Regions from separate parts of the Homo sapiens genome. Here all the other regions are linked to region 1. The links are chromatin loops, found by intact Hi-C in ENCODE. Cell type or tissue: CD4-positive, alpha-beta T cell. All regions are shown on one strand. Links, peaks and the distances in the headings refer to the core of each region. The heading gives the core; the rest is flanking DNA. Region 1 has its middle 67 kb from the start of BRWD3. Region 2 overlaps HMGN5 (high mobility group nucleosome binding domain 5). Region 3 has its middle 170 kb from the start of SH3BGRL.

The links. Hi-C counts contacts between places; a loop is a spot of excess contacts. Peaks named below come from ENCODE experiments on the same cell type or tissue, not always from the same donor. Only the 100,000 strongest peaks of a DNase experiment are listed, where the experiment ranks them.
Region 2: it touches region 1 in a loop (10-fold over the local background); 22 of 110 quality-filtered maps call a loop at or near these places.
Region 3: it touches region 1 in a loop (11-fold over the local background); 23 of 110 quality-filtered maps call a loop at or near these places.

Annotation. Positions count from the first base shown.
Region 1 is chrX:80,871,692-80,882,894 of GRCh38, reverse strand. No RefSeq gene overlaps it. Among named protein-coding and RNA genes, the nearest start is that of BRWD3, 67 kb to the right of the region's middle. In CD4-positive, alpha-beta T cell, for the core only: no CTCF peak of the experiment used is centred there; a DNase peak (open chromatin) is centred at 5,824.
Region 2 is chrX:81,188,991-81,199,878 of GRCh38, reverse strand. The region is part of intron 1 of HMGN5 (high mobility group nucleosome binding domain 5); the gene reads left to right. Among named protein-coding and RNA genes, the nearest start is that of HMGN5, 7.5 kb to the left of the region's middle. In CD4-positive, alpha-beta T cell, for the core only: a CTCF peak has its summit at 3,981 (motif pointing right); a DNase peak (open chromatin) is centred at 3,968.
Region 3 is chrX:81,371,329-81,382,531 of GRCh38, reverse strand. No RefSeq gene overlaps it. Among named protein-coding and RNA genes, the nearest start is that of SH3BGRL, 170 kb to the right of the region's middle. In CD4-positive, alpha-beta T cell, for the core only: CTCF peaks have their summits at 4,774 and 4,975 (motif pointing right); no DNase peak of the experiment used is centred there.

The DNA.
Region 1 (11,203 bases), core at 1,025-9,024:
CCTGGTTCTGGTGAAGGGGCTTCTGCCCCACTAAAGGTTACAGCATAAAATTAAGTTGGGAGCTTCTTTCAACCTGTGACCACTGCCTGAGTTAGTTGGCAGATTTCTGTGACGTCTCTTGTGAGGCAGGATAAGGAATGGCTTTCTTGGACCATGCTGAAGATGGGAATGCATGCAAGGCTCTTCCCACCGCCATTCCTACTTTTATATTTCTCACCACTCTCTTACTCAGTTCTGGCACAGCGTAGGGTTAAGGCCTTCCCCTGTGGTCTGGATTTCCATTTTCCCCAGTGGGGGTGTATATTCTGCAGGCGGTGTCTCTCCTCTCACATTCTGGGGACTTAACAGTTTTTCACCTGGCTCACGGTGTAGGTGGCAGCCTGCTGCTTCTTTCAAATAATCTATGGATTTTAGTTTTCCCATTAAGTTCCTGCATTGTTTCTTGGGTGAAAAAGTTCACAAGGTGAATATCTACACACTATTTTGTGTTTTCAAGTGGGAGAGGCATGCGAACACTGCCTTGAATCTGCCATCTTTGGGGGAAAAACCCACAGGAGATTTTAATGGAAAAGTCAAAACCGGACTGATAATATTTTTATTTTAATTTATAAGAAAGACATAAAATCTTCCAGGTAAATCAAAAAGAAAGAGCAATCCTCTGAATTATTCTGATTCATACATTTCGACCTGGAATTGGAGGAGAGTAGATGGTACTAAAGTAAGCCTAAGAAGTTCTAAGGCTTATCAACATCAGGCTATCTCTGCAGATTGCCAGGCATGTGGTTGGAAGCTGAAATATTCAAACGCCCAGATGTTTGGCTAAACAACATCGGATTTCTAGATATTTAGGAATCTCCAAATTTTTAAATGCTTTGTTTTCAGTTTCACTTCACATTTAGGTGTTACATGGAATCTTGAATACAGAAAGGAAAGAGTGGAGAAAATTTTTCATACAAACTCTAGGCATTTAATTCTGCACTAAGAGAAAAAGACCTACTGGAGATCAAGCATGAATAGTGAGAAAGTTACACACGGTATAACCAATCACAAATGAGCAATTAAGCAAACTAACAAGCAAGCAAACCCCCAGCCATACAATAGCCAAAGCATGAGCAGCTTTGCAAATACCTGTTATTGAAACAACCGAAGTCAAATTGGACTGATCTACAACATACAAAGTCATTTATACGAATGGGAAAGTCAGTATTACATGGTGGTTAAGAGCAGGAATTTTCATATCACCAAGACCTAGGTTTAAATTCTGACTCTGTAATCTTCATTAGCCTCAATTTCTTCACCAGTAAATAGGGATATAAATAGGTCTTGCCTCATAGGGCAATGTGAACATTAATGAGATAATGCATTTAAAGTCCTTAGCCTAGTGTTTGACATATGGTAAATACTTGATATATGTTAGCTTGAAAAAATATGAGCTTTTTTGTAAAATTTTAACATAATAGGAAGCTAGTATGACTATTTTCACACATGGATTAGTCTTTGCAATTATTCACAATAAACTCATTTACCTACAAATGAGTCACACACCTGTAGATAAATCGAATTTCGATAAATTAGAGACATTATAATTTTTATTCCAAACAAAAACTTATGCAATATTGTCAACAAAATATAAATATATCTAACATAGCAAGATTTTACTATTGCCTAAAACATATTAAGAAACTTTATCTGAATAAAAATGTTTTTAGAGATAGCATCATACTGTTAGATAATGGAGCTTCAAAAGAGATATTATAAAATTTTACATCTCATATTATGATATCTTGGCTTTACAATGTTACTAAATAAAGACATACAATATAGAAGAGGGAATAAAGAATAAATTACAATTAAAGAATATGTTCATATTCATTCAAATCAAGTAACTTGCAGGTTCAATTAAACAGAAAGTACCCTCAGTTCATTTTATGTACTGGATATATTTTTTTAAAGAGATAACCAGTAAACAATATCATACCAAAGTTATACTTTTTTTAAAAAAATAATTTTCCAAGAAATGTCATGTGGGCCAAAAGAGTAATACATTCCAAATTTCTGTACTCTATAATGAAGTCTGCTCTTCATATATGCATCCTAAAGCTCTAGAAGAACTCATTAACTCACCACCAGTTATTCCTCAAGATCCCTAGCCAATTTGCCTTCTTAGCTGTAAGGGGGAGGTTTAGTAAGGACTAGCTGGAACTGGAATTCTCAATATTTAATTTTAATAATCTATATAAACTATATGGAAACACCAAAAAAAACTTATTCAGCTAATTAATTTGAATATGCTTACTCTCAACAAACCATATTGTATGTACTAGAATTTACGATGTTGAATTAGTCATAGTAAAACATTTTCAAATTGCTTGTCCTCCTCATTTTAAAATGATAGAATTAAAAAGGCTACTATAGTAGGCAGCTTCTAAGAAGGCCCTCAATGATCTCCACCTCCTGGTATACACATCTTTGTGTCTACTCTCCTCCCCTTGAATGTGGGCTGGAATTCATAACTTGCTTCTAACAAACAGGATACAGCAATAGCAATGGAATGTCACTTCCAAAATTAGGTTACAAAGAAACTGTGGCTTCCATCTTGTACACCTTCTCTTTCATCTCACTCACATGCTCTGAGGGAAGCCAGCTATCATATCGTGAGCATCCCTATGGAGAGGCCCACATGGCAATAAACTGATATCTCTAGCCAACAGCCAGGCAGAATCTGAGGCCTGCCAGGAACCATGTGAGAGAAGCTGGAAGCAAGTCATTCCCAAGTTGAGCTCTGAGATGACAGCAGCTGCCAACATTTTGAATGCAACCTTGTAAAAATCTCTGAGTCAGAGGCTTTCAGCTAAACTATGCTCAGATTCCAGACCCACAAAAACCATAACACAAATGATTGTTATTTGTGTTACAGTTGACTGTATAAGCCTCTAAGTTTTAGGGTAATTCATTACACAGCAATAGATAAATAATATTGCTACTGAAATCAATAATACACCAATTGCAGAGATTCACTGGAGTCCAGGTTTTATTTTCACTCACTTCCATATTTTACCCATTTGTTTCTAAGAGCTGTGATAATGACATTTTAATTGTTTATATTTTGTTTCCATCATTTATTTCTGATATAGGTGGGTGCACAGTTTAGAAAGTTCATGAGCAGTATCTTTTTCACTGACAACTGAATCACATATACTTTTTCTTTTTTGTCTCTATGCAATTTATAAAACATAGAGGAAAATCTCCTTAGGTCTATAAAGGTGCTGGGTAGAATGAGGAAAAGGAATGCGTGATTACACAAGATGACCTTTAAGTTCCTTTCCATTACTAAAATTCTATGACTCTATGAGAAGGAGAATTTTTTGTCATGTTTTTCTCTTCCTCCTCCTCTTCTTCTCCTGCTCTCCGCTCATCAGCAATGTATATGTTCAATGTGAACTACATGGCTCCTTTTTGGAGGTGAAAGGCTAGAAGCATCTGTGCTCAGGTAGTCTCCCAAGTATGCAGCTGTCACTGTTCAGTACCTAATGTGGCAACTGCCAGAGCAACCTGGAAAGGTGCCAACTTCTGCTGAAAGGCTGCTGCAGTTGGGCAAAAGCCTGGTTGGAGCAGAGAATCTCATAGAGTATATTATAGAAAGAAAGTGTTTTTCTGCCCTTGACAGTTATGGTAGGCATATTGTTGCAAAGTTTGCATTTATGAGGGGATAATCAGGGTAAATATTTTTCTATAATAATGATAACTTGCATTTATCTAGTGCTTTATGCTTTGGGGTTGGTCAAGCAAGAAAAGTGAAATAAAGAGATTAGATCAATTGCCCATATATATACACAGCTGTGACCTAATCTTTAGACCTGAGTCAAGCCCAGAACTTGTCTTTAGATTCCTGGTTTGCTGACCTTTAATTATTGTGAGGCTTTCTCTGTTTTAAACACAATATTATTTTCTAGGAAGGGATAATAAGTCAATCAAACAAATTGCTAGTATAAAAACGTTGTTCTATATTTTTTAAACAGATGGATCATTATGTCATAGTTTTATTTAAAAGAAAATTTAATTCCAATATAAACAAGATGGTAGTCAACTTCAACTTGAATGGCCATAACTCAAGGATGAAACACCAATGGTTTTGCAAAGTTTTATAAAATGATGTACAAGAGTCTAAAGGTAAAATAGTATGGCAATTTATTTAAAGGAGTTAGCACAATAATTAACTCAAAATTTATTTCTAATATCCTGAGAATATTTGCATTCTGATATCTTAGTTGGCCTCTCAAAGTAACATCACTACATCACAATTTTAAATATGCCCTTTGATTAACTGATATTGTGAAATAACAACTGGAGGAAATCTGCAGCCTGAAATACCTTGGAGCATTAAAACAAGTAAGAGGGTTTTATTGAGTACACATGGACATATGTGTATTTAAGGATGAATGGTGGGAGGAGGGAAAGAATTCAAAAACTCCTTATAGGGTACTATGCTTATTACCTGGATGATAAAATAATCTGTACACCAAACCACTGTGACACACAATTTACTTATATAACAAAACTGGACATGTACCCTTGAACCTAAAATAAAAATAATAAATAAATAAAACTTTAAAAATTAATAAAGTAATAAGGTTTTGTGGTTGGTCATTTTTAATAGCCAAATGCATTCTCTCATGCATATATGTTTTTAATTCAAGAAATAAAATGCATGGTGTTAAATTTTTTAATATTATCTTTATTGTAGCAGCATTTCCAAACCAAAAAAAAAGCCTAAGTAATATCAAATGCTAACCTTCACTTTATGCCAAATTCACTTCTAATCATTGCTCATTGGTGGAGATTGTTTACCTATTTTTAAAAATCGGTATAATTTGTTATTAAAATGTAATTAGATTTCAAATTATCCGTACTAACAATTGATACAAATAAAAAATTAAATACTCAATGTTGGTTAATTTAAACATTTGCTGGGTGAGTAATTCTTTCAAAATAGCAGCTTAATACAAGATCTTATCTAATAGAAATCATACACAAAAACAACAGAGACAGATAATCTTATCTTTCAAGTTGGTACTCAACTTGAAAATTTTGAATATTTAGATACCAAGGAATTGGCATCATTGACCTTCAGGGTTAGAGTGGGAAGCAGAGCAATAGTGGAGGATTAGAGTTATAGAAGTAGTCGGTTCCTTAAGAAGACTAGAGAACTAGAGAATGGAAGGATATTTAAGTAGAAAGAGATAAAATGCAATGATAGCTTTTTTTTAATTTGAATGTAATTCAAAACCTTTTTAAAAACACAAGTCGAAAAATCTTTTTTTGGTCTAGAATATTTTATGTATGAATTTAAATTTAATACTACTATGAAATGATAAATATAATAGTAATAAAATATATGATACATAAGTAAAATATTTTGTCTTTAAAATATTCACAACACATCTGTGGAATATGCATAAAGAAAATTTAACTCTAGGTGCCCTATGTTTTTAATACCTTCATTTTATAAATGACATACAGATCGTCTAGCATATCAACAGGATTCTGAACATCTAATACCAATTAATGGCTAGCTGCCATAACACAGATATGAGAAATGGGATCAGTACATGGCATAACAGATGGTATTATTCCATACAGATGGTGCTTTGTGCTATATTAAATTAATTTGTAGAACTTAGAAACATATATTTATGTTTTATGGTGCCAGTATCCTATAAATTGTGACATAGATAAAATATAATACAGAATTTGGAGACAAAGGAGGGTGTCTTGTTGACTAAGAATATTTTTTGATAGCTACTAGACTAAAAAGTGATTTTTGGTTATGGAGCACCACCTAGAGGAAATGTAAGAAAAAGTCCTTAAGCAAGAATGGAGTAAAATGAAAATCAAATTTAAAACAATCACATAAAAACCCTAAGGAACCAACAACTTTAGTATTATATATAATTTTGAAGTTCTACTATCATCCAGCCATCAATCATTTTTTATTTTAAAAGTAACTTTTTAAAATTATTTTTTCCATAGGTTATTGGGGCTACAGGTGGTATTTGGTTACATAAGTTCTTTAGTAGATCTGTGAGATTTTGTTGCACCCATCACCTGAGCAGTACACACTGCACCCTATTTGTAGTCTTTTATCCCTCAACCCCCTTCCCACCCCTCCCCCCAAGTCCCCAAAGTCTATTATATCATTCTTATGTGTTTATGTCCTCATAACTTAGTTCCCACATAGCAGTGAGAACATACGATGTTTGGTTTTCAATTTCTGAGTTATTTCACTTAGAATAATAGTCTCCAATCTCATCCAGGTCACTGCAAGTGCCATTAATTCATTCGAAAAAGTAAAGTCTTTTTGTTTTTTTTGAAAAAGTAAAGTCTTAGTAGTGTTTTATATGATGGTTTATTTATAATTTCTATTTCTTTCTGAGGAGTTTTCTACAACACAATTCTTTTTAGAATGGTAGAGCTGAAAAGGACTTTAGAAATCATGTGGACCACTTTCTTCCTTTTACAGGTGAGGAACATGAGGCTCAGAGTAGAGAAATAGCTTTCTCAGGGTCTTAATTACATTAATGATAGGACAAGGACTAAAATATATAGAGTCCTTCCTCATTCTAACACACTACCCTTTAAACTGTATCATGCTGAATAAATAGACGTTACTTTTGATTGAACAAAAGATCAACAAGACTACTGAAACTTCTCTAATCTTACTAAAACGTCTACCACAGAGTGATTATATCCTTATCCTCCTAACACATTTTTAAAACACATCTATTTGTATGTAATGGAAATCAATCTTTTTTCCCTTCTAGTTTAGAAACCTGTTAGAGCTGAATAACTGATGAGTTTTTGGTAGGTTATAACATTAAGCAACATAAAAACTGAGATGTGGAGTATAAAATGGATAAAATTAGTAACTGTTTCCCTAATGTTAGAATGAGAACTTTTTGATCCACCACCCTCCACTGGTAATAATAATTAATATATAACTCATTTCTACTGGAGAATTACTGAAATGAAAGAAATGTCAGTCCATGTGATTAGTAGAAAGTACACTGGTTTTGTTGTCAGAGATCTGGATTTGAAACCCAAATACACCACAAGCTGCATAAATTTGGACAAGTCATTGAGGTGTCCTAAACCTCAGTGTCTTCACATGCAGAAGAAACTTCTAATAATACCAACTTCTAAGGGTTGTTATAGGAATTAAAGTGAGATAATGCCTTCAGAACCCTTAGCACAATGCATGGCTAACAAATGTTTACTTCTAATTGAGAGAAAAGCAATGCCAAGAATTAGTAAATTTCATATTAATTTCTAAAAAACAAATGAAGATTTCTTGAGTATAATGCTCCCTGCCAAAAAACTGACTGTTATGTGAGTGGGGGTGGGGTGGGGTCCTCAGACCTCTGTTAAAATGCAAATGTAGGAGTCCTATTTTGAATATTGGAATCAAGGTCATTGGGGTTGTTTTTAACATAAAACTGCGTACCATGAATCTCCGAAAAGAGTTGCAATGGTTCTCAATCAGGGTGATTTTCTCCCCAGAGGATATTTGGCAATGTCTGGAGACACTTTTGGTTGTCCAACTTAGGTAGGGGTGTGGTAGAGACATCTAGTGGGAAGAAATCAGGAATGCTGCTAAACATGCTACAGTGTACAAGACAGCACCCACACGTCATACACACACACACTAAATTATGCACCCAAAAATGTCAACAGTGACAAGGTTGAGAAACCCTAGATTATGTATGCAAGTTACAGTTTATCAGAAACTAATAATGAATACAAGTTTGATAAATATTTGAAGTATTTGCTGTGATAGGCACTTGAACAAAATAAAAGTTTTCATTCATAAAGTCTTAAAAATCCAAATATATTATACCATTTAATATATGGAACATATATGGAACATTTGTTCCATATACCTGAAAATGTGACTACATCACCTAGGGATATTTGTAAAGAACTTTATTGGCCTAAGACTTTCAACTGTCCATCTTGATTTTTTTTCATTTCTAGTTATTCTAAATAGAAACAGATTTATTATAAAACTTAGATCACAGCCCCAGGCTTCAAGTAGCTTGCAATCTGCTGAAAAGGTAAGACATGCATTCAAGAAAGTCTGCTATTCAAGAGTCCTATCTCATTCACCCCTATATCTCTTGTGCTCGTCACAGCAGCTTGGAATACAAAATACTCAATAAATAGTCTTAAATGGAAATAAAACAACTAGGGAACAAGGTCCAAGAGTATAGGGTTAAGTGAAATATTAATAAATAATGTTGTAGAATTGAGAGAAGGGAAAAATCTGTATAACTTTAGTAGTAAAAATAGTTCAGGAAAGTTTCCTTTAAAGAGGTACATGTTAAATAAAATATAAAATTGTAGACAATATAAATATAAAAGTAGACAATTTGAAGTTCTAACTTCTGCTTGCTTAAGTTTAGTCACTCTCCCCTTAAACTCTATGGTCTAGCTAATTGATCTGAAACTACATGGTCTGAACTAATTCAATTTCGCCCCAAAACATCATGTTCTCTATGACACTTCTTAGGCTTTTATACATGCTGTTTTTTCTGTCTGGAACTGACTTTCCAACTTTATCCACCCCTTCAATCTTCTTCACCTGGTTAACTCCTACTCATCATTCAGTTCTCTGCTAGATATTACAGTCTCTGGGAAATCCTCCATGACCTCCACCAAGATTAGGTTAGGAGTTTTTTTATGTTCCAATAATACTTTCTACTTCAACCGCAGCTCTTGCCACACTGTATGATAATATTCTGTTTACATGTCAGTGTTCGCCATCAGTCAATAAGCTTGCCATGTGTAGGAAATGTGCCTGGTTCACGTTTGTATTTCAAATATCTACCACATTGCCTAGCACAGAGTAAGCATTCAGGAAATATTTGTTGGATAAAAAAATGAATAATGTAGAACTAAGATGAGGAGAGATGATAGGACTATAAACATAAGTTGGAAGTCATTAAATCAGAGATGGTAGCTAATGCCAAGAGACTATGAGTTATCTAGAGAAGAGAGAAAACAGAAAATAGCCAAGGGATAAATATTCACACTTTGGTAATAACAACTAAGAAACATGAAAAGAAATTAGAGTAAATATAGAAAACAGAAGGGACAATTGGAGATTCAGGAAGACAAATGGAATGGTATAGTATCATAGAAGCCTAAGTTGGAATTTCAAGAGGATTCTGTCCCAAGCAGCGAAACCACAGGATGGAGAAAGATGGTTAGATTTCACATTTTTTCCACAGTAGCAGTAGGAATAGCAGCCTGATTGAAGGGATTAAGGAGTAAATTAAGCTAAAAAGGCATAGAGACTTCAGTATGAGTCTTAGTCCAACTAGGAGAGAGAGAGAGAGAAAGAGAGAGAGAGAGAGAGAGCACACAGTAAATTGAATAGAGGAAAGTTTAAGATAAAGAATGTTATATATAACAGCAGACGGGAATAATGAGGGATTGGTTAGTAAACAGTAAGGTGACCTTTAAAGAATATAGGAGTAGCAAAAATAAGGAGCAACTACTACTTCTAGGGCTGAAATAGAGCACCCAAGGAAGAGCATTCCCACCCCACTCCAGCCCAGGGCTGAGATCCAGACCTTGTTGGAGTGGACGCTAACATGAAAGATCAGTCACTGTGGCATTACGCAGGTGGAACTTGCTAGAAATTAGTCCTTTAGGGATTACCGGAAAATCACCCTCTAAGGAGCCTGGGAAATCTAATCATGCCAATGTGTCTCATTTGGAAGCTGTCTGCTAGAATAATGCCTGAGGGGCAAGGAGTGTCAATGGAAACTCTGGGAGGTGAGCACTGAAGAAGCTGCCCATGGTGCGGAAGCTGGGCAATGGGGAAGCTACCATATGCTTTAGGTGTCTGCGGGTAAAATCTCCAGTGAGAAAGACTGCAGAGAAACTGATGTCTTCATGTGACAGCCAGATTTTGTTGGGGGTGATAAACAGGTTTTAAGACAAAATGAAATTTGCCTACAAAGAATCAGGGGCTTCATAAAGCACCTTACTAAGAAGAAAAAGAGAAAATATAGGACAATTGAGAGTAAAATGGAGTGGGGATGTGTTGAATGAGTATTTGTATCTTGAAAGAGGTAACAGAAATAAGAGACTTGCATCTTCATTGAATGGATATCGAAAATTTAAATGGAAGAAGTAATGGGATGGAACTAAAGATTACAGTCAGAATTTTACAGCTAGGAGTACACTCACTGTATAGATATTTTTTTAAAGCTTAAAGAAATTGGTGATTTTTCCACAGTTGTACAATTAATGAAGGAGCCAGGATTAGAACAAAAGTTTCCTGACCCTCACAGTATTACTCTTTCTACTGCATCATGCTGGAAAGGGCTATTTCGAGAGAAGTAAATTACTAATTAGCTCATCAGAATTTCAAAGGACTGGCCGGGCGCGGTGGCTCACGCCTGTAATCCCAGCACTTTGGGAGGCCGAGGCGGGTGGATCATGAGGTCAGGAGATCGAGACCATCCTGGCTAACAAGGTGAAACCCCGTCTCTACTAAAAATACAAAAAATTAGCCGGGCGCGGTGGCGGGCGCCTGTAGTCCCAGCTACTCGGGAGGCTGAGGCAGGAGAATGGCGTGAACCCGGGAAGCGGAGCTTGCAGTGAGCCGAGATTGCGCCACTGCAGTCCGCAGTCCGGCCTGGGCGACAGAGCGAGACTCCGTCTCAAAAAAAAAAAAAAAAAAAAAAGAATTTCAAAGGATACACATAAAATGCATTTGATGATGTTAGCTCAGGTGGGAAGCAAGGTTACTCAAACTAAGAAATTCACATCAAACACACTTGTAGAAAGATTTTAGTATTGTAATGCACTTTGAAGAAAGGGTAGGTACTTGAGGACTAGTGATTTAACTTTAGCTATATTATTTAAAATATAAAACAATAGGCTGGGCATGGTGGCTCACACCTGTAACCCTAATACTTTCGGAGGCCAAGTCAGGAGGATTGTTTGAGCCCAGGAGTTCAAGACCACCCTGACCAACATAGTGAGACACTGCCTCTAAAAAAATCTTTAAAAATTAGTGGGGCATGATGGTGCACATTTGTAGTCCCAGCTACTCGGGATGCTGAGGTTGGAGGATGGCTTGAGCCTTGGAGGTCAAGGTTGCAGTGGGCCATGATCACACTATGCCCAGCCT
Region 2 (10,888 bases), core at 1-8,000, 320 kb before region 1:
CCATTTGTCTATTTTGGCTTTTGTTGCCATTGCTTTCAGTGTTTTAGTCATGAATCTTTGCCCATGCCTATGTCCTGAATGGCATTGCCTAGGTCTTCTTCTAGGGTTTTTATGGTGTTAGGTCTTACATTTAAATCTTTAATCCATCTTGAGTCAATTTTTGTATACGGTGTAAGGAAAGGATCCAGTTTCAGCTTTCTACATATGGCTAGCCAGTTTTCCCAGCACCGTTTATTAAATAGGGAATCCTTTCCCCATTGCTTGTTTTTGTCAGGTTTGTCAAAGGTCAGATGGTTGTGATGTGTGGTGTTATTTCTGAGACCTCTGTTCTGTTCCATTGGTCTATATATCTGTTTTGGTACCACTACCATGCTGTTTTGGTTACTGTAGCCTTGTAGTATAGTTTGAAGTCAGGTAGCATGATGCCTCCAGCTTTGTTCTTTTTGCTTAGGATTGTCTTGGCCATGTGGGCTCTTTTTTGGTTCCATATGAACTTTAAAGTAGTTTTTTCCAATTCTGTGAAGAAAGTCATTGGTAGCTTGATGGGGATAGCATTGAATCTATAAGTTACTTTGGACAGTATGGCCATTTTCACGATATTGATTCTTCCTATCCATGAGCACGGAATGTTCTTCCATTTGTTTGTGTCCTCTTTTATTTCATTGAGCAGTGGTTTGTAGTTCTCCTTGAAGAGGTCCTTCACATCCCTTGTAAGTTGGATTCCTGGGTATTTTATTCTATTTGTAGCAATTGTGAATGGGAGTTCACTCATGATTTGGCTCTCTGTTTGTCTGTTATTGGTGTATAGGAATGCTTGTGATCTTTGCACATTGATTTTGTACCCTGAGACTTTGCTGAAGTTGCTTATCAGCTTAAGGAGATTTTGGGCTGAAACAATGGGATTTTCTAAGTATACAATCATGTCATGTGCAAACAGGGACAATTTGACTTCCTCTTTTCCTAATTGAATACCCATTCTTTCTTTCTCTTGCCTGATTGCCCTAGCCAGAACTTCCAACACTATGTTAAATAGGATTGGTGAGAGAGGGCATCCTTGTCTTGTGCCAGTTTTCAAAGGGAATGCTTCCAGTTTTTGTCCATTCAGTATTATATTGGCTGTGGGTTTGTCATAAATAGCTCTCATTATTTTGAGATATGTTCCATCAATACCTAGTTTATTGAGAGTTTTTAGCATGAAGGGCTGTTAAATTTTTTCGAAGGCCTTTTCTGCATCTATTGAGATAATCGTGTGGTTTTTGTCATTAGTTCTGTTTATGTGATGGATTACATTAATTGATTTGCATATATTGAACTAGCCTTGCATCCCAGGGATGAAGCCAACTTGATCGTGGTGGATAAGCTTTTTGATGTACTGCTAGATTCTGTTTGCCAGTATTTTACTGAGGATTTTCACATCGATGTTCATCAGAGATATTGGCCTAAAATTCTCCTTTTTTGTTGTTGTGTCTCTGCCAGGCTTTGGTATCAGGATGCTGCTAGCCTCCAGAGGCCACCTTCTTAACTATTACTGTTAACTCACTGCCTGGAAGAGTGAAAGTACTAAAAAAAAAGTTAGCAATTTTTTCATCCTAAAACACCACTTTCTTATATTACTGAAGACAACGTAGGCAGAAATACTTAAATTAGCTCTCCATTGACTATCGAACTAAACCTAAATTATGTTGCTAAACAGTTTTCACCATAATCTAGGCCCACACTATTCATACAATCTTACTTAGTGCTCCCCCAAACTAACTTCCCTATGTACGTAATCATTGTTGACTACCTGCTGCAATCATCATGCTTATGATCACTCTCATGCCTTTGCTCTTCCTGTTTCTTTCTTCACCTTCTCCCCACATTCTCATAACCTTTTCTGCCCTCTCCACTTATCCAACTCTTGCCTTTGCTAGACACAACTCAAAATCTTTATACAAATAATCAGGCAAAAGTAAGTCAGCATGATCTAGTCACCCTCCTCATTGCCAACATCAGGGCTACTGCTATTGCACTTTTCGGCCTATGCAACAGGAGACTCTTTCTTCTGTTTTTTTTTTTTCATTTTGCAAAATGAACATAATTTGTCTTATACTACCGTAGTATGACATCCCTTTCCCTTCTCAAGTGGACACTGCTATGCTCTCACCCCTCACTCAGAACTAAGAGTCTCCAGGTGAGTTATTTTCATTTGCCACACCAAAAGTAGCTGAATTTTCTTGATCAGCAAATACCCCCTCAGCAGAAGCACTCTTTATCATCACTGAGCTCTTTGGAGTTGTAATTCACCCTCTTTTCTCGCCCTGATAATTCCTCACTTTCCTCTTGAGGTCTTTGATATTTTTCATGTATTATAAAATACCTTCCAATATTTTAAATTCCCTTTATCAAGAGAGTTCCAGATCACCTATCCCCACCTTTTCCAGAAGCAGAAATTTTACCTACTTTTAAACTTTTGAGAAAGTTAAAATATTATTTACCTACAAAACACTACAAAATTATGGTGTAGAAATGTTTAATGAACTGTCTGAAAAACATTATCATGTCAACTTCATTGAATATTAAGTTTACTATTTGTAAAAATTTCATTTCATTTGAAAACAATTTGGAGTTTACATTTTTATCTCACATAAGCAGAATTCCTGTTTCTGCAGAGAAATCACTGTCGAGCATATTTTAATGAATTGCTTGTGGCTGAAAATTTTTTAAATTTTAAAACAAAGTTATACAAATTTTAGAATATGCTTAATATTTATATTTAAGTGGGATTATAAGTACATTTGCATTTTTATGTTTGATACACTGTGAAGTGGTGTGTATTAGTCTGTTTCACACTGCTATAAAGAAATACCAAAGACTGGGTAATTTATAAAGGAAAGAGGTTTAATTGACTCACAGTTCTGCATAGCTGGGGAGGCCTCAGGAGACTTACAATCATGGTGGAAGGCAAAGGGGAAGCAAGCTTGGACCTTCTCACATGGCAGCAGGAGACAGAAGAGGGAGGAGCAACGGGGGAAGAGCTCCTTATAAAACCATGAGATCAGCTGGGCACAGTGGCTCACGCCTGTAATCCCAGCACTTTGGGAGGCTGAGATGGGCAGATCATGAGGTCAGGAGATTGAGACCATCTTGGCCAACAAGGTGAAACCCCATCTCTACTAAAAATACAAAAATTAGCCAGGCGTGGTGGTGGCCGCCTGTAATCCCAGCTACCCAGGAGGCTGAGGTGGGAGAATTGCAGGGAGAGGTTGCAGTGAGCCGAGATCACGCCACTGAACTCCAGCCTGGCGACAGAGCTAAACTCCTCAAAAAACAAAACAAAACAAAAACAAAAAACAAACAAACAAAAAAAACCCATGAGATCTCATGAGAACTCATTCACTATCACTAGACCAGCATGGGGGAAACCACCCCCATGATCCAGTCACCTCCCACCTGGTCTCTCTCTAGACATGTGGGGATTATGAGGATTACAATTCAAGATGAAATTTGGATGGGGACACAAAGCGTAACCAAATCTTCCCGTTTCCAAAGTAAGAATGTCTGGAGTCTTGGTGGTCTTCAAAGAGCCTTGATTTTTAGAAGAACCAACAACATCACTCAATGATGCCCTAGTGCCCACCTTCCTGCCTCCTCTGGCAGATGGGAGACCAGTAATATAAAATTTTTTCTCTATTAACACACAACACATTAACACATAAATATGTAAATCACATACAAAATTACCGCACATTGGAGGATATACTGTTGTTCTCTTCAAGTGCCAGCAGAAGGGGAGTATCTGCAGAGGAGATAGGGTAGGTTAAGTAACAGAGTGTTATGCTTAAGAATTCTTATCCTGTCTCAGTCACCTGCTATGTAGTGATGTGCATCAGCAGGAAGCAACATTGACTCCTTACCAGAGGGAGTCCTGAAGTATTGTGTTCAGAGGTCTGATCTCATCCCAGATGGTACGTTCATGATTAGAGCCACTAGAGGGCGCCACTCAGCTATAGAAAAACAATGTGGAAGGCTTTGAAGCGCCGGACTTAAGAGATGTAATTTTTATTAGCTCTTTACAGAATTCCAGCAGAGGGATAGAATGTCATTTCATGCGTTGTCCCTGAGCAGTAACAGTAAATGGTCTCAAGGAAAAATAAGGCTCTACTCAGGAGCATCCCCTATTTCCAAAACCTTCTGATAGTTTGAGTAAGGGTTACTGCCCCACTCTTCCGTTGGGTATCACTGACTCCAGAGGAGGAGCGAATAAATTTGGTTATCATTGGAAAGAGACAGGATAGGGATAGGGTGGAATTTTAAACCCCTTAAAACCTCAGAAGTCACTCTAACCCTCTGTGATGGTTAATACTGAGTGTCAACTTGAATGGATTGAGGATGCAAAGTATTGTTCCTGGGTGTGTCTGTGAGGGTGTTGCCAAAGGAGATTAACATATGAGTCAGTGGACTGGGAGATGCTTACCCACCCTCAGTCTGGCTGGGTACCATCTAATCAGCTTCCAGCACTGCTAGCATAAAAGCAGGCAAAGGAACATGGAAGGACTAGACTGGCTTAGTCTCCCAGCCCACATCTTTCTCCCGTACTAGATGCTTCCTGCCCTTGAACATTGGAATACAAGTTCTTCAGCTTTGGGACTCTTGGACCTTCGACCACAGACTGAAGGCTGCACTGTCGGCTTCCCTATTTTTGAGGTTTTGGAACTTGGACTGGCTTTCTTGCTCCTCAGCTTGCAGACAGCCTAATGTGGGACTTCATCTTGTGATCGTGTGAGTCAATGCTTCTTAATAAATTCCCCTTTATATATACACCTATCTTATTAGTTCTGTCCCTCTAGAAAACCCTGACTAATACGCTCTCTATCTTCCCCCCACATCCTACCAGTAATAACTCCATAGAGTGGTTGTCCAGAAATTACTTATGAACACCTCCAGTTACAGTGAGCTGAAAATTCCAGAGGCATTTCCATTCTGCTTTTAGTCAGCTTAAAACATTAGAACATTATTTTCTGAGATTAAGCTGAGAACTGTTTCCTTTCATGTTTCTTTGATTCTAATAATTACCCATTATAAACTCATCTTTATCCTTGTAATATGAAGCCTTCTCTTCTCCAACTTAGTATTTCCTGTTTCTCTAGCCATTCTTCATAAGCTGTGATCTCTAGAGGTGTCACTAAATATGTTTCAGTTTGTCAGTTTCTCTCTTCTACAAAAGGTCGTCCCAGAATTGAATGTCATAATCCAAGAATGGTATGACTAGCATTGTATAAAGTAGTGTAAGGTCCTCATTCTGGACACTTTGTTTCTCTTTTAGCCCTTTTATTTTCTGAGGAATAGTATTTCACAGTGGTTTTAATTTACATTTCACTGATTACTAAGAAGTTGTGCATCTTTTCATATATTTATTGCCATTTATATATTTTCTTTTGTGGAATATCTGTTAAGAACTTTTTCTATTTTTCTATATTTTTTTGTCTCTATTCCTAATAGCAACATTTTGTCCCTATGTGTTGCAAGTAACTTTTATCCTGAGGCTAGCCTTTTTTTAAACATTTTTAATTAGTCATATATAAAATATTTTTCTTTATGGTTAATGCTTTTCTGTGAATTTTTAAAGAAATCTTTCCAGACCCTGAGAACGTGAAAATGTTATCTTACATTTATTTATAAAAGCTTTATTGTGGTGCTTTTTACATTTAGATCTACATTCCACCTGGAATTGATTTGTGTGTAAGGTTTGAGATATATGTCAAGTTTAATTTTTTTCAAATAGCTATCCAATTATTCTAGCACCAATAATTGAAACTACACCCTTTTCCCACTATTTTGCAATACCATCTTTGTCAAAAATCAAATGATTATACATGCGTGAGTCTGTTTCTGGTGTCTGTATTCTGTTTCATTTGTCTATTTGTCTACCCTTGTGCCATTACCACACTATATTACTTATTATAAATTTAAATATCTTGAAATGTAATATGGCAAATTCTCCTACTTTGGTCTTCTTCATGAAGTGTCCTGACTATTCATTGCCCTTTATATTTCCTTTTAAAAAGGTAGAATGTTTATAACCGCAATATACAAATACAATTGATTATAGTATGTTGACCTTGTATCAAGTAATTTTCTAAACTCATATGTGAATATTAATAGTTTATCTGTATATTCTTTTACATTTTCTATTTACACAATAACATCAACCATAAAAAATGGCAGCTCTATTTTTTCTTCCAATCTTATACTTTTTATTCATTTTCATTTCCTTATTTCCTTTGACACCTCCAGAACACTCATTCCTTTCACCATTGTTGTGTAACAAACAACCCTAAAGCTTAGTGGCATGAAGCAACCATTTTATTATACTCACAGATTCTGCAGGTCAAGAATTCAGCCAGGGCACAGAGGTGACTACTTGTCTCTTCTCTACTGTAATTAGGACGTCAGCTGGAAAGCCTTGAAGGCTGGGAGTCACTTGATGGCTGCAGGCTAAAACCATTTGGAGGTTTCTTTATTTGTGTTTCTGGTGCCTTTGTTGAAATGATTCAAACATTAAGCTCAGATGTAAATGTTGACTAGAGTGCCTGAATATGGCTTCACCACATGACTTTCTCATGGCATGGCAGCTTCAGAGAGTTGATCTTCTCATACTGCAGCTTACAGCCCAATGAACAAGGCAGAAACTAGATCATCTTTTATGACCTTATCTTGGAAGTCACATAGCATCATTTCTCCGAACAGCTATAATCCAGAAACAAGAAAAACAACACTTGAATGGACTCCAAAGGAACCTTTAAGGTGACTTGGATAGGCTCCAAAAGCAAAAGTTATATGTCTTTGAAAAAAGATAGCATCATCTGGAGCCTCATTGTTAGTACCACATTTTCATCTCAAAGTCTAGCACTCGATTGAAAATAATCTTACCTAAAAAAATAGATGTGACTGAAAACTAAAGACTAGAAAAGCACACAAAAATTAAAAAGAGGTATTACCATCAAAGGAGTAGCAAAAAAAAAAATTATTGCTGACTGTACATCAGAACAAATGAGAGGCAGAAGACAATGAAAACATGGCTTCAATGTTCTAAAAGAATATAACTGTCAGCATAGAATATAACTGTGCTAAAATAATAACTGTCAGCATAGAAATCTAAAGCCAACAAAAATATCCCTTACAAACTAATGTGAAATAAAGACACTTTCATATAAACAAAAGAGAATTATTCACCAAAGTTTTACACTAATTGAAATACTAAAGAATGTATTTCGGGTAAAATAAAAAAGATTATAGCTAAGAGATGCAGCAAGAAGTGAAGAACAACAGAAATGGCAAATATCTGAGTAAATCTGAATGAGCAATGTGTAAAACAATAATAACAAATGTCTTGTGAGTTTAAAATATGTACAGAACTAAAAGACATAAGAAAAATTTAAAATTGTATATATAAATAAAAACCTTCCCACAAAGTAAACTATAGGCCCAGGTTGTTTCATTGGCAAAATTTACCAAACATTTAAAGAATAAATAATGCCAATTTTACCCATATTCTTCAATATAATAGAAGAAAAAGGATATTTCTCAATCATTTCAAGGGCAGCTTAGTGTTCATTCCAAAGCTTGATGAGTACATTTCAAGAAAAGAAATACACAGGCCAATCTCATCTCTTGAAAAATAGAAGCAAAGTTACTAAACTAAGTAGTATCAAACCAAATCCAGTAGTATATAAAAAGGATAGTACTTTATGACCAAGTTGGGTTATTCTAATTGTTAAGCAGAACACTGGGCATCACTTGCTAATCCCAGGAATTGACTCTAATCACATATGCCCATTGCATCGCTTTATCAGAGTCATGAAGGAGAACATAATGCAGTCAAGCCCTGGATGAAACAACACTTTACTTATATAGAAAAAAAACAGAGCACAATCAGCTTCAATAGTGTGTGTTGGTACCCTCCATGGCTAGACGGTACCCCCTAGCAACAAACACAGAGCAACTGGATAAGCACACCCTTCTTGTGCCTTAGAAAAAGGACCCTTATCCACACCCACACCAACCCAGTCTGAAAGACAGAAAGCTAGGACATGTCTGAGAGCCATGGATGCATACACTTAGTAAAACAAAAGAACACTTAGTAAGTCTGAAACAGAAAAATATTTCTAGCCTGGAACAGGGTGTGTAGGCTGCTTATCTCTTGCTAAGGAAATATTTTAGTCCCAATGCCTATTTTAAATGGCCATGTGGGGGTCAAAAGACTGCATACACAAGATTGCCTTTCCCAACACTAAGAATTCAGGGTTGGTTCAACACTTGAAAAGCAATCAATGTAATGTGCCTCATTAACTTAAGAAAGAAGAAAAATCACATGATCATCTCAATAGATGAAGAAAAGTAATGTGATAAATTCAGCTTCCCTTCATGATTGAAAATTAGCAAACTAGAAATAAAAAGAGCCTCTTTAATCTGATAAAAGATGTATATAAAAAGCTAAAGCAAACAGTATACTTAGTGGTGAAATATTAAACTTCTTCCTGTGACAATGGGAATGAAACATGAATACCTGCTATTACCTCTTCTACTCAACATAGTGCTAGATATTCTAGGCAATATAAAAGAAGAAAAATAAAATAAAGTTATAATTTTTGGAAGGGAATAAATTTAAATGTAACCAATTGTAAATAATACACATGTATGTAGAAAATACAAAAGAAAATCTAATAAACTATTTTAAATAATAAATTGTTTGAGCAAGATAACTGCCTGCAAGATCAATATGTAAATAGAATGGTATTTGAACATATTAGTAACAGACATGGGAAATAAAAATGTTTAAACATACCATTTAAGATAAATAAAACAATATTGAAGGAAAAGAACAGAGTTGGAGGACTGACACTACCCAATTTCAAGGCATACTATAAAGCTACAGAAATCAAGACAGTGTGGTATTGGTGAAAGAACAAATAGATCAAGGGAATAGACTAGAGAGCCTAGAAATAGACCTACATTAATACAGTCAACTGACCTTTAATAATGAAGGCAATTGAGCTAATAAGGTAGTTCTTTTAACAAATGGTGCTGGAATAACTGGATACCTGCATGTAAAAAAAAATGAGTCTAGACATGAGATTTTACACCCGTTACAATAATTAACTCAAAATGGATCACTGACCTAAATTTAAAATGCAAAACTATAAAACTCCTAGAAGATACCATAGGAGAAAATCTAGGTGACTCAGAGTTTAACAATGACATTTTAGATAAAACACCAAAACCACAGTCCATAAAAGAAATAATCCGTAACCTTAACATCATTAAAATTAACAAATTTCTTACAGAGAATATGAAAATTTATTTAGATAGAGAGTAGATTGGTAGTTGCTAGAGGCTGGTGGTGAGGGTTTGGGAAGAATAGAGGGGTTGGGAGGTGAGAACTAAAGGGTATGGGGTTTATTTATGGGGTCGTGAGAATGTCCTAAAATTGGTTGTGGTGATGATTACATAACTGAATATAGTGCAGATAAAAACTATTAGATTGTACCCTTTAAAGGAATAAATTGTATAATATATGAATTATACTTTAATAAATCTGTTACCAAATAAAATTTAAAAGTTCAGCTCTGCAGAAGACACTGTCAAGAGAATAAAAAGAGAAGCCAGAGACTGGGAGAAAATGTTTACAAAAGACATATCCGATAAGGGACAGTTTTACAAAATATACAAATAACAAAATATACAAAATATACGAATACTTAAAACTCAACAATAAGAAAATATACAAATACTTAAAACTCAACAATAAGAAAACAAACAACCAAATAAAAATGGGCCAAAGATCTTAAGCAACACCTACCTCATTAAAGAAGTTATACAGCTGGCAAATATACATTTGAAAAGATGCTCAGCTTCGTATGTCATGATGGAAATGTAAATGAAAACAACAATGAGATACCACTACACAACTATTAGAATAACCAAAATCCAGAACACTGACAACAGCAAATGCTGGTGAGAATGTATAGCAACAGGAACATCATTCATTGCTGGTGGAAATGCAAAATGGCCCAGCCACTTTGGAAGTCAGTTTGGTGGTTTCTTACAAAATGAAGCATACTCATACCATATTACCCAGCAATCATGCTGCTTGGTGTTTCTCCAAAGGAGTTAAAAACTTATGTCTACAGAAACAAGCACATGGATGTTTATAGCAGCTTTATTCACAATTGCCTACACTTGGAAGCAAATAAGATGTCCTTCAGTACATGAATGAATAGATTAACTGTGGTACATCCAAAAATGAAATATTATTAGATACTGAAAAGAAGTGAGCTATTAAGCCATGAAAATACATAGAGGAAACTTAAATCCTTACTATTAAGTGAAATAAGCTAGTCTGAAAAGGCTACATACCGTATGATTCCAACTATGGGACATTATGGAAAAGGCAAAACTATGGATACAGTAAAAACATCAGTGGCTTCCAGGGGCTGGGGGTAGGTAGAGACAAATAGGTAGAGCTATTTGAAAATATTCTATTTGAAAACACACAGCCAGAGGAGACAAAATAAAAAACAATAAAAAACAAGTACACCTACAGGATCTAGAAAATAGCATCAAAGGGGAAAATCTTAACACAGTTATTGGCTTTCAAGAATAGGTAGAGAAAGAGAGACTCTCGGGCAGCAGACTTTTTGGTGGAAACCTTACAGTCCAGCAGTGCTGGAAGAAGAAAACTTTTACTCTAGAATAGTATATTCAGCAAAAATATCCTTGAAACATAAAAGAGAAATAAAGACTTTCCCAGACAAACAAAAGCTGAGAGATTTCATTAACACCAGACCTGTCCCACAAGAAATGCTAAAAGGAGGACTTCAGTCAGAAATAAAAGAACATTAATAAG
Region 3 (11,203 bases), core at 1,352-9,351, 500 kb before region 1:
AGGCAGGAGAATGGCGTGAACCCGGGAGGCGGAGATTGCAGTGAGCCGAGATCACGCCACTGTACTCCAGCCTGGGCGACAGAGTGAGACTCCGTCTCAAAAAAAAAAAAAAAAAAAAAAAAGACACACATGCACACATATGGTTATTGCAACACTATTCATAGTAACAGAGACGTTAAATCAACCTAGATGCCTATGAATGGTAAACTGGGTAAAGAAAATGTGGTACATATACACCACGGAATACTACATAGCTATAAAAAAACAATGATATTGTGTTTATTGCAGCAACATGGATAGAGCTGGAGGCTATTATCCTAAGAGAATTAACACAGGAACGGAAAACCAAATACTGCATATTCTCACTTGTAAGTGAGAGCTAAACATTGAGTACACATGGACACAAAGAAGGGAACAATACACATCAGGACCTACTGGAGGGTGGAGGGTGAGAGGAGGGTTGGGGTCAAAAAACTAGAAATAAATATCAGGAGAATATTTGTAAATTCACAAATATGTAGAAATTAAATGGCACACTCCTAAATAGCCAATGGATTAAAGAAGGAATCCCAAAATGAGTTTGAAAATATCTGTAGATTGATATAAATGAAAACACAACATACCAAAACACTAAGATACAGTGAAATCTAAAGCTTAAAGGAAAGGCTTCTTTTTAATATTCCAAAAACAATAAAGATCTCAAACAAATACCTTAACCTTTCACCCTAAGAATTAAAAATAGAAAAACAATCTAAACACAAACCAAGAGAAGGAGGAAATAATAAGTATTAGTATATAAATAAATGAAATAGAGAATAAAAACAATAGAGAAAAATCAACAAACTCAAATGTTTGTTCATTGAAAACATCAAGAAATATGGCCAAACTTTATCAACATGGACAGAGAAAAAAAGGAAAGCTGCAAACTACTAACATTAGGAATAAACAGGGAACATTGTTACTGAACTTATAAAAATAGAAAAGATGATAAGGAAATGCAATATACCATATGCCAACAAATAGGTATCTTTGAGCCAGGACAATTTGACTAAGAAAAAAAAATAAAGTAATACAGCTTGTAAATAAGAAGTAAAACTACCTCTATTTGTGGATGACAGTATGTTGTAACTAGAAAATCCTAAGGAATCCACCAAATAATAATTAAAACAATCAAACAATTTGAACAAGATTGAACTTCAACAGGATTGCAGAATACAATACCAATATTGAAAAAAAAATTGTGTTTCTCTACATTAGCAGTGAATAATCTGGAAGTAAAATTAACAAAGAGATTCTATTTATAATACTATAAAAAATAAAAGAATAAGAATTAATTTAATGGGAGAATTTCAAAACTTATTTTCTGAAAATAACAAAACATTGTTGGAAGAAATTTTAAAAGACCTAAATAAAGAAAAAGACAATAGCTCATTCATGGATTAGACAGCTTAGTGTTTTTAACATGACAATACTCTCAAATTGAAAAGCAATCCATATCAAAATCCTGGATAGCATTTTTTTGGTAGAAATTGACCAGATGATCCTTAAATTTATATGGAAGTGCACAGGACTCAGAATAGTCAAAACAGCAATATTCACAATACCCAAAATATGGAATTAACCTAAGTGCCCATCAGTGGATGAATGGATAAAGAAAACGTGATACATAAACAATGCAATATCATTCAGTCGTAAAAAAAGAATAAAATCCTGTCATTTGCAGCAACATTGATGGAACTGGAGGCCATTATGTTACGTGAAGTAAGGCAAGCACAGAAAGACAAATATTGCATGTTCCCACTCATATATAGGAACTAAAAAAGTTTATCTCATGGAGGTAGCAAGTGGAGCATTGATTACCAGAGGCCAGAAGAGGAGAGGGGAGTGGAAGAGGAGGGAACAAAAAAGGACATAAGTGTATTTATTGCCACTGAACTGTATATTTAAAATGGTAATGATGGTACGTTTTAAAAAATTAAAAATAAAAAAAGAAAATGGAGGATGGAGCCATGAGACAAGGAATGTGGCAGCTCTAGAAGCTTGAAAAGACAAAATAAATTATCTCTTAGAGCCTCCAGAAGGAACACAGTCCAGCTAACACCTTGATTTTGGCCCAGTGAGACTTGTGTCAGATCTCTAACTTACAGAACTGTAATATGATAAGTTTGTAACACTTAAAAACTATATAATCTATAGCCTTGGAAGAAATATATTTGTAGAACAGAAGCCAGCAAATTATGTTTGTAATGGACTAGAGAGTAAGTACCTTTAGTTTTGTAAGTTACATGGTCTCCATTTCAACTACCCAACTCTGTCTTTGGAGCATGAAGGCAGCCATAGACAATATGTAAAGAAATAGACATGGCTGTGTTCTAATAAAAATTTATTAATTAACACTGAAAAAAGTCAAAACAATCTTGGAAAAGAAGAAAAAGTTAAAAGAGTTATACTTTATGATTTTAAAAGGCTGCTACTAAACTAAAGCAATCAAGACTGTATAGTACTGGCATAAAGAGAAACATATAGCTCAATGAAATGGAATTAAGAATATAAGAATAAAGCCTTCATATTTAGGGTACATTGATTTTCGCCAAGGGTGTCAGGAGAATTTAATGGGGAAAGAATAGTCCTTTCAGCAAATAGTACCCTAACAACTAGATATTCTCATGCAAAACAAGGAAGTTGGACTCCTACTTCATACCATAAACAAAAATTTACTCAAAATGAATCATAGACCTAAATATAGGCACTAAAATGATAAAACACTCAGAAGAAAACATAAGTGCAAACTTTGTTATATTGGATTTGGCAAAGCCTTGTTAGACATGACAAAGCACAAGTAACCAAAGAAAAAATATATACATTGAACTTCAAAATTAAATAATTTTGTGTGTAAAAGAACATGATCAAGACAGTGAAAATATAATACATAGAATGGGAGAAAATATTTAGAAATTATATAACTGATAAAGGTATAGTATCCAGAATATGTGAAGAACTATTACTACTCAACCACAAAAAGGCAAAAAATTCAATTTATAAGTAAGAAAAAAAGTTTAGATATTTTTCTAGAAAAGATATACAGAAGGCTAACAAACACATGAAAAAATGCTCCACATCATTAGTCATCAGGGAAATGCAAATCAAAACACCATGAGATATCACTTCAGACTGACTAGAATGGCTATGATTAAAAAATGGACAATAACGAATGATGATAAAGTGGAAAAATTAGAATGCTCAAACATCGTCGATTGGAACGGAATATGGTGGAATTCTGGGAAAACCAATTTGGCATTTCCTCAAAAAGTTAAACATAGCAGTTACCATAGAACCCAGCATTTCCGCTTTTATACATATAACCAAGATAAATGAAAACATATACCCACACAAAAACTTTTACACAGATGTTCATAACTACACTATTTATAATAACAAAAAAACTGTTAAAAATCAAAATGCTCATCAACCGATACATGGGTAAACAAAATTTTGTATATTCACACAACGAAGTATTTTTCAGCCATAAAAAAGAATGAAGTACTTATAACATGCTACAACATGGATGAAACTTGAAAGCATTATACTACATGAAAAAAGCCAGTCACAAATGGCCATTTATTTCATGATTCAATTTATATGAAGTGTCCAGGAAAGACAAATTCACAGAAACAGAAAGTAGATTAGTAGTTGCCAAGAACTTGGAGGAGAGAGTAATAGGAACTGACTGTTAATGAGCATGGAGTTTATTTTTGGGGTAACCAAAATGTTCTGAAATTAGATAGTGGTGATGATTGCACAACTTTGTGACCATACTAAAAACAAATGAAACAAAAATGTACAAACAAACATTGTACATTTTAAAGTGAAACAGATGTAATTTATGGTGCGTGAATTATAAATCTGTTATTAAAAAATACTCTGGGCATCAGTAGCCAAAATTATACTATAAATAATAGTCTTGGCTGTGCCCAGTGGCTCATGCCTATAATCCCAACACTTTGAGGGGCAGAGGAGGGAGGATCCCTTGAGCCCAAGAGTTACAGACCAGCCTGGGCAACATGGTGAAAACCCCTGTCTACAAAAAATATTTTTTTCATTAGCCCAATGTGGTGGCACATGCCTGTAGTCCCAGCTACGCGGGAGGCTGAGGTGAGAGAATCACCTGTGCCAGGGAGGTTGAGGCTGCAGTGAGCCGTGAGCACCCCGTGCCACTGCACTCCAGCCTGGGCAACAGAGTGAGACCCTGTCTCAAAAAAAAATGTTGAGAATAATAGAAGCTGGCATAAGAAGCATATTTCCACCTATGAGCTTCATAGACTAGACTAGGGAGGTAAAGCATCACAGACAATAATACAGTCTTACTCCAGCTATGGTTTCTTAGAAAGGGTTCTGAGAACAGAATATCTGAAAAATGAGGGTGCATGCGTCCTTCTTTAGACTTAGAATCCTGGAAGACAGTAGCTTCCCTGCATCAACATGTTAACAGGGATGGAGGGAACTTCACATGGCACAGCATGATAAAGGGGTAGTTATATTTTCTCATACTACCAAAAAATGATGAAGTACAACAAGAGAGGGGATGGGAGAGAGAGGGAGAGAAAAAGAGAGAAATCCTGACGGGTTGTGATTTTGATTTTGAGAAGTAAATACTGCAGAGGGTGGGGGATTAGGTGAAGTGTAGTTTGGGCAAATAAAATATGTATTTGAAGCCATCTCAGCAGGTTCTAGCATAGGGGAAACATTAGCTAAAGAGAGATGGATTTCCACGCTTTAGCGGATGCCAGTATGGACAGACATTAATGACTAAGTGCCTCCTTGCAGATGCCATGATACTATTTGAGCAGCTGGAAATGTTTATGCCACACTGGGGAAAGAGGATGAGGTGAGGACAAGCTCTTGTTAGACTGAATTTGAGCCCTAAAATAACTGAGAAACCTTAAAGTTACTTGAGCTTACCCAGAATTGATTAATAGCAAATTTCAGCCACTAGGTGGACTCAAAACCCAAGGTTGAAATGAAGTTTGGTTATGGAAAAATAATGACTTTTGGAACACTTGAATAAATGGCTTACGAAAGTCAGTATTCCTGCGTAAATTCTACTAATATAGTAGAACAAATTTTAAAACTTTACTGTCAAATTTAAATGTGTAATCAAAAACTACTCATATTTTCTTCTTTCATGAATGAACTTCCAGTCCCTTATGCAAGTTTTATTTCTAGATAACAGAATCCAGGATTGGATAAGACTTCATAAAACACCTGGTCTCATGCACTCTCCTTAACTGTACCTACGCCCTCCCTGAATATCTTCAGTGACATAGAAATTCAGAATTCATAATGCAGCCCATCCTATTTTGGACTGTTCTAATTGTTCGAATATTTTTTTAATGATCCAAAATCTATCTTGAATGCCTATAAGCTGGTCCTAATTCTGGTATGATTAATTTATTTATTCCTTTGATAAATATGTAACAGACACCATGCTAGGCCTGGAAGTTGTAACAGGAAACAAGACAGGCATAGTGTAGAGGCTAAGACACACATTAAACACAGATCAAGCACCCTTATCTTTCCCTGGCTTACACAAAAGCTGTGGGTTATAAAGGAATTTAGGAGAAAGCGAATACAACAGACCACCTTTTCACAAGTAGTGCCTGTTTGTCAAGATAGTTATTGAAATAAATGGTTCATGAAATCTGAAATAGATGGGAAGGAAAGTGAAAATAGAAGGAGGCTACCATAAAGGAAAAAGTCAGAGGTATCAATGGACTAGAAGTCAAAGAACTATTATGGTAGGAGTGTTTGCATAAACACTCTGGAAGATAGGAGACTCTCATGAGAAAATAGGATGCTTGATGAAGATTAGCACATTTGGGGGTATCTTCAGTAACAACATCTCTGGAAGTTAGTCAGTACTACAGCATAATCTAACATCTTCATTTCCAACTGTTAAGGACTGAGTGTATCTCCCCCAAATTTATATGTTATAATTATACCCAATAATATGATATATTCAGAAGCAGAACTTTTGGGAGGTAATTAGAGTTAGATGAGGTCAGGTGGGTAGGGTCCTCATGATGTGATTAGTATCCTTATAAGAAGAGAGGGTGACCAGAGCTCTCTCCACCACATGAAGATACAATGAGAAGGTGGTAGTCTGAAAGCTAGGAAGAGGGCTTACTATGAACAGAATCTCTCACCTTGATCTCGGACTTCTCGCCCCCACAACTGTGAGAAAATATGTATCTGTTGTTTAAGCCATCCATCTATGTTATTTTATTATAGCAGCCCCAAAAGACTAAGACAGCAACCTAGAAACTGTTTTCTGGTGTACAAAGAAAATTGTAACCTCAAATATAATTTTCCATCATATGGATTAAATTAGTTATTTCTGGTAAATCACCTACAAATGTTGCTTGACACATAATAAGCACTCAATAGATGTTACATTATTGTTACTATCATTACTATTGTTATATTTACTTCAATCTCTAGAATGAGTTACAAGAAACTTAAGAACCTTTGGAATTTGCAGGAGGGAAAGAAAGTTAAAAAACTGCATGAATAATATTTTAACATTTGTACAGACTTTGCTGTTGGTTTACAAAGCACCTCCAAACACATTTTACATATATATATATATGTGCAGAGTATATATACATATTATATATTTTTATATATGCAGAGTATATATTTATCAATATATATGCATATATAATTTTCACAATATTCCTTTGAGGTATAAGTAGGAAAAGTAGTAACCTGATTTTACAGATGAGGCAGTGACTCCCAAAAGCTCTGATAATAGGCAATCTATAATGTGAGCCTGATTAATCTGACCTCACCTCTGATGTTCTTTTTTCTCTTCTGCCTCCCCTGATAATAATAGAGCGGAAAAAGAAACCTTAAAAAGCTAACTGGTCCAAGCTAGTCTAAGTTTAAATAGAGAGCAGGAAATCTAAAATAATTATTCAGAACTTTATCATTATTTTCTTGATTACTTTGTAAAATTCTCTTAGAGAAGCCTTCTTTCTGGCTTCTGTACCTGTTCCTCAGAACTGTGTTTTTCTGTCCTTTCCAACTGAGGAACTATTCCTATAATTAGTTGTTCTTTCCACACATGAGACTCCAACATCCTTTTCTTTCTCTTCTGCACTAGTCACTTCTTCCTAAAGGAAGACAACACTGCCTTACTCGTAGAAAATCAGCGCATAGTTTTATTTCTCTTCCATTATGCTTCTTTAACAAGTCTTGCACCATTTTGAATCAAATCCATTACAATTAGGTACGTTCCTTGTCTTATCTGTTTTAAGGGTATTAAGTATGTGATTTTGGGGGGATCATCCAAAAGTTTTGCATTGTGTCTAATAAATGCTAAAGATGAAGTCAGAAAACGGCTTGCCTGCTCAGGTTAAGCCTTTTATAGACTTTTCATAGGATACTTTTAATATTTATTCTAAGTGTGAAAAATTGTAAGAGCAAAGGACTCCCCATTCAATAAATGGTGCTGGGATAATTGGCTAGCCATATGCAGAAGATTGAAACCAGACCCCTACCTTACACTACATACAACAATCAATGCAAGATGGATTGAAGACTTAAATGTAAAACCTGAAATTGTAAAAATCCTTGGAGATAACCTAGGAAATATCAATCTGGATATAGAGCCTGGCAAAGATTTCATGATGAAGACACCAAAGCAATTGCAACAAAACAAAAATTGACAAACGTAATTTAATTAAAGAGCTTCTGCAAAGAAAAGAAACTATCAACAGCATAAACAGAAAACCTACACAGTGGCAGAAATTATTTGCAGACTGTGCATCCAACAAAGGTCTAATATCCAGAAACTATAAGGAACTTATACAAATTTACCAAAACCCCCCAAACCACCCCATTAACAAGTGGGCAAAGGACATGACCAGACACTTTTCAAAAGAAGACATACATGCGGCCAACAAGCATATGAAAAATTACTCCATATCACTAATCATTAGAGAAATACAAATCAAAGCCACAATGAGATACCATCTCACACCAGTCAGAATGACTATTATTAAAAAGTCAAAAAATGACAGATGTTGGAGAGATCGTGGAGAAAAGGGAACGCTTATTTTGTTGGTGGAAGTGTAAATTAGTTCAACCATTGTGGAAAGCGGCATGGCAATTCTTCAAAGAGCTACAAACAGAACTACCTTCCAACCCAGCAATCTCATTACTGGGTATATAACCAAAGTAATATAAATAATTCTATCATAAAGACACATGCACATGTACGTTTGCATCACTCTCCACAATAACAAAGACATAAAATCAGCCTAAATGTCCATCAACAGTAGACTAGATTAAGAAAATGTGGTACATATACACTACTGAATACTATGCAGCCATAAAAAAGAATGAGATCATTTCCTTGGCAGCAATATGGATAGAGCTGGAGGTCATGATCTTAAGCAAACTAATACAGAAAAAGAAAACCAATACTGCATGTTCTCACTTGTAAGTGGGAGCTAAACAATGAGAACACATGGATACTAGGAGAGAAACAACAGACACTGGGGCCCACTTGAGGGTGGTGGGTGGGAGGAGAGAGAGGATCACAAAAAAATTACCTACTGGTTATTACATTTATTACCTGAGTGATGAAATTATCTGTATACCAAATTCTCATGACACACAGTTTACCTACATAACAAACCTGCACATGTACTCTTGCACCTAAAATACATTTTTAAAAAAGCATAAAAATCACACCTGCATTTCCAAGTCACATTGCACTTCAACAGAGTCCAATCTTTCCCATGAAATACTGTATGAGAGATTCTGCAAAGCAAGGGTAGATGACCCTGTATCCATCTGTGTCCTTCAATATTGGGTCTCCCAATTCCTCACCTAGACCCCCAACCTCTTCAGGAAAAAAAAGTAATTGTCTTGAATTATTTTCTACTTGTTTAATGTTTCCTAATCTTATCTTCTCATTTAGAATATGCAACTCCCTCGAATAGGGGAACCCTTCTGTACCACTTACCTCCCTCAGGCTCCAACATTCATTGTTCATGGATACAGGTGAAAAGGAAAAAAAAGTTACCTTCAGCAAGTCATTTACTCTTTCTTACTCTACATTTCCTTATCTTTACAGTGAAGGAGCTAATCTAGGTCAGAAGTTCTTCACCAAATGTCTGTATTAGAAACCAGATAACTTTTCCAAGCCCAAACCTCAAAGTCAAGTTTAGTAGATCAGGGATGAGGCCAATAAAATTTATCTCAGAGAAATTTCTCATGTGTTTCTGAAGTAGATCCCATGTTGAGAAATGAGCTGTAAGAAATCTATCACTCTATAAACATGCTATTTTTCTGTAGAACATATAAACATTTATATCCCTTCCTGAGATTTTTATTTGTCTAGGGCTCTTCACACTGGCTAGTTTGGCCACTGCTCTGTATAAGTCAGCTATCAGTTCTCATAGTCTGGAACATCTAGATTACTAAATGTAACAAGTAATGAGATTTATTTTGTTATTCTTTGTTTGGATGTTAGCATTGCTGAAATGGATGTCCTATATATATTTATATATTAAAGAGCAGTCTTAATGGTCTGAAGTGGCAGGAGAGAAGAGAGAAAATGTTTAACTGTTTATTCAAACAAATAATGGGAGTCAGATTCATTTTTAATAGCTTTTCTTTCCTCTTAGGGAGATTCTATAGTCACTGCATTTTAGTATTTTTCCTATTCATTATATGAACTCTCAGTTGCTCATTTTGATTATTTCATCACCACTGCTCAGTCAGTAAAATTAAAACAATGGGAAAATGATAACATCCAATGTTGTTATTTCTCTTTGAAAACAATTCTCCCCTCTGCAAATAGAATAAATTTACAAAATACACAGTGTAACAACATTTATTCTTTTATTTTTTAATTTTAATTTTTTGGATACTTAGTAGGTGTACATATTTATGGTGTACATCAGATGCTTTGATATAGGCATGGAAAACATAATAATCGCATCATATGAAATACCTCAACATTTATTCTTAATGGATCTACGGATCCATTAAGAATAATGGATGGGATGGGAGATGTGAAATGATGAGTGACTGCCAGTGGTTATGTGACAACTGGTCCCTCTGGTGCTTGGAGGCCTGGAGCAGCAGTTTATGGCACCATTTGGAAGCAAGCTTTTCCACTATACAGAAGCCTGCAAAACATTTTTGGCATGCATGCCACAGGATAAACTTTCTTACAGCTGCCAGTGATAATGCTAATAATGATGTTGATGATCACAGTCATATTCTGTTCTCAAAATGATAAAGAAGCAGCATAGGTCTATGAAATCATCACATTGCTAGCATATAAACACCTGGTACTTCAATTTAAAAAGCAAAAAGAAAACTAGACTGGGAATCAGAAGACATAGGCACCAATGCCAGTTTGGTCACTCACTAACTCCTTGGGAAATTTCATTCCCTCTCTTTGGGGATCATTTTTTTCACCTATAAGAGTGTTATGTTAGACCAATAATATTCAAACTGTTATTTAAGGATTCCCCTCAATGGCTGCCTAAATGTGATAAGAGGGAGCAGAATCTTTATTCTTCCTCTTTCAATCAGAGGAACTCTACCTCTTCCAATGCCTGTTTTATGTATGGGCTACTTCGTGTTTGTGTGTGTGTGTGCGAGAGAAAGGAGAGAGAGGTTTAGTTTCCTGGATTTTTAAGAGTAAATTTATTCTAGAACATGGGACTTTATATCTGTGATGTCCTAGAACTCTACAGTATCTATGATTAGAAAACAAAGATCTTCCAAAGATTTTCATGATAAATACCTCCTTTATTTTGCTTCTATTAGATCTTTTGCTATTTCTTTCATACCCTCTACCCCCATCCTCCTGAGCTTCAAGTCATAACATGCCTAATGAATGGCACTAACACTGTTACCCCCATAGGGCTGACTTAAGACCTAAAAAGATTCAGGGTTATATAGGTAGTGGACTTTTGAGAAACTAGCATGGGAGACTCAAATTCTCATCCCACACCATTTCTGGCTGAAGCCTGAATGCCCTTTTCGGAGCACAGAACCTGTTGTTACACATGGAGAATTTAGGTTTATAAAGGCAGACCCTTCTGGGAGAAAGAACATTGACATAATCACACTCAATTAGAAATGACTTTTATCTGGGCATGAGCTTTTGATTATGGAA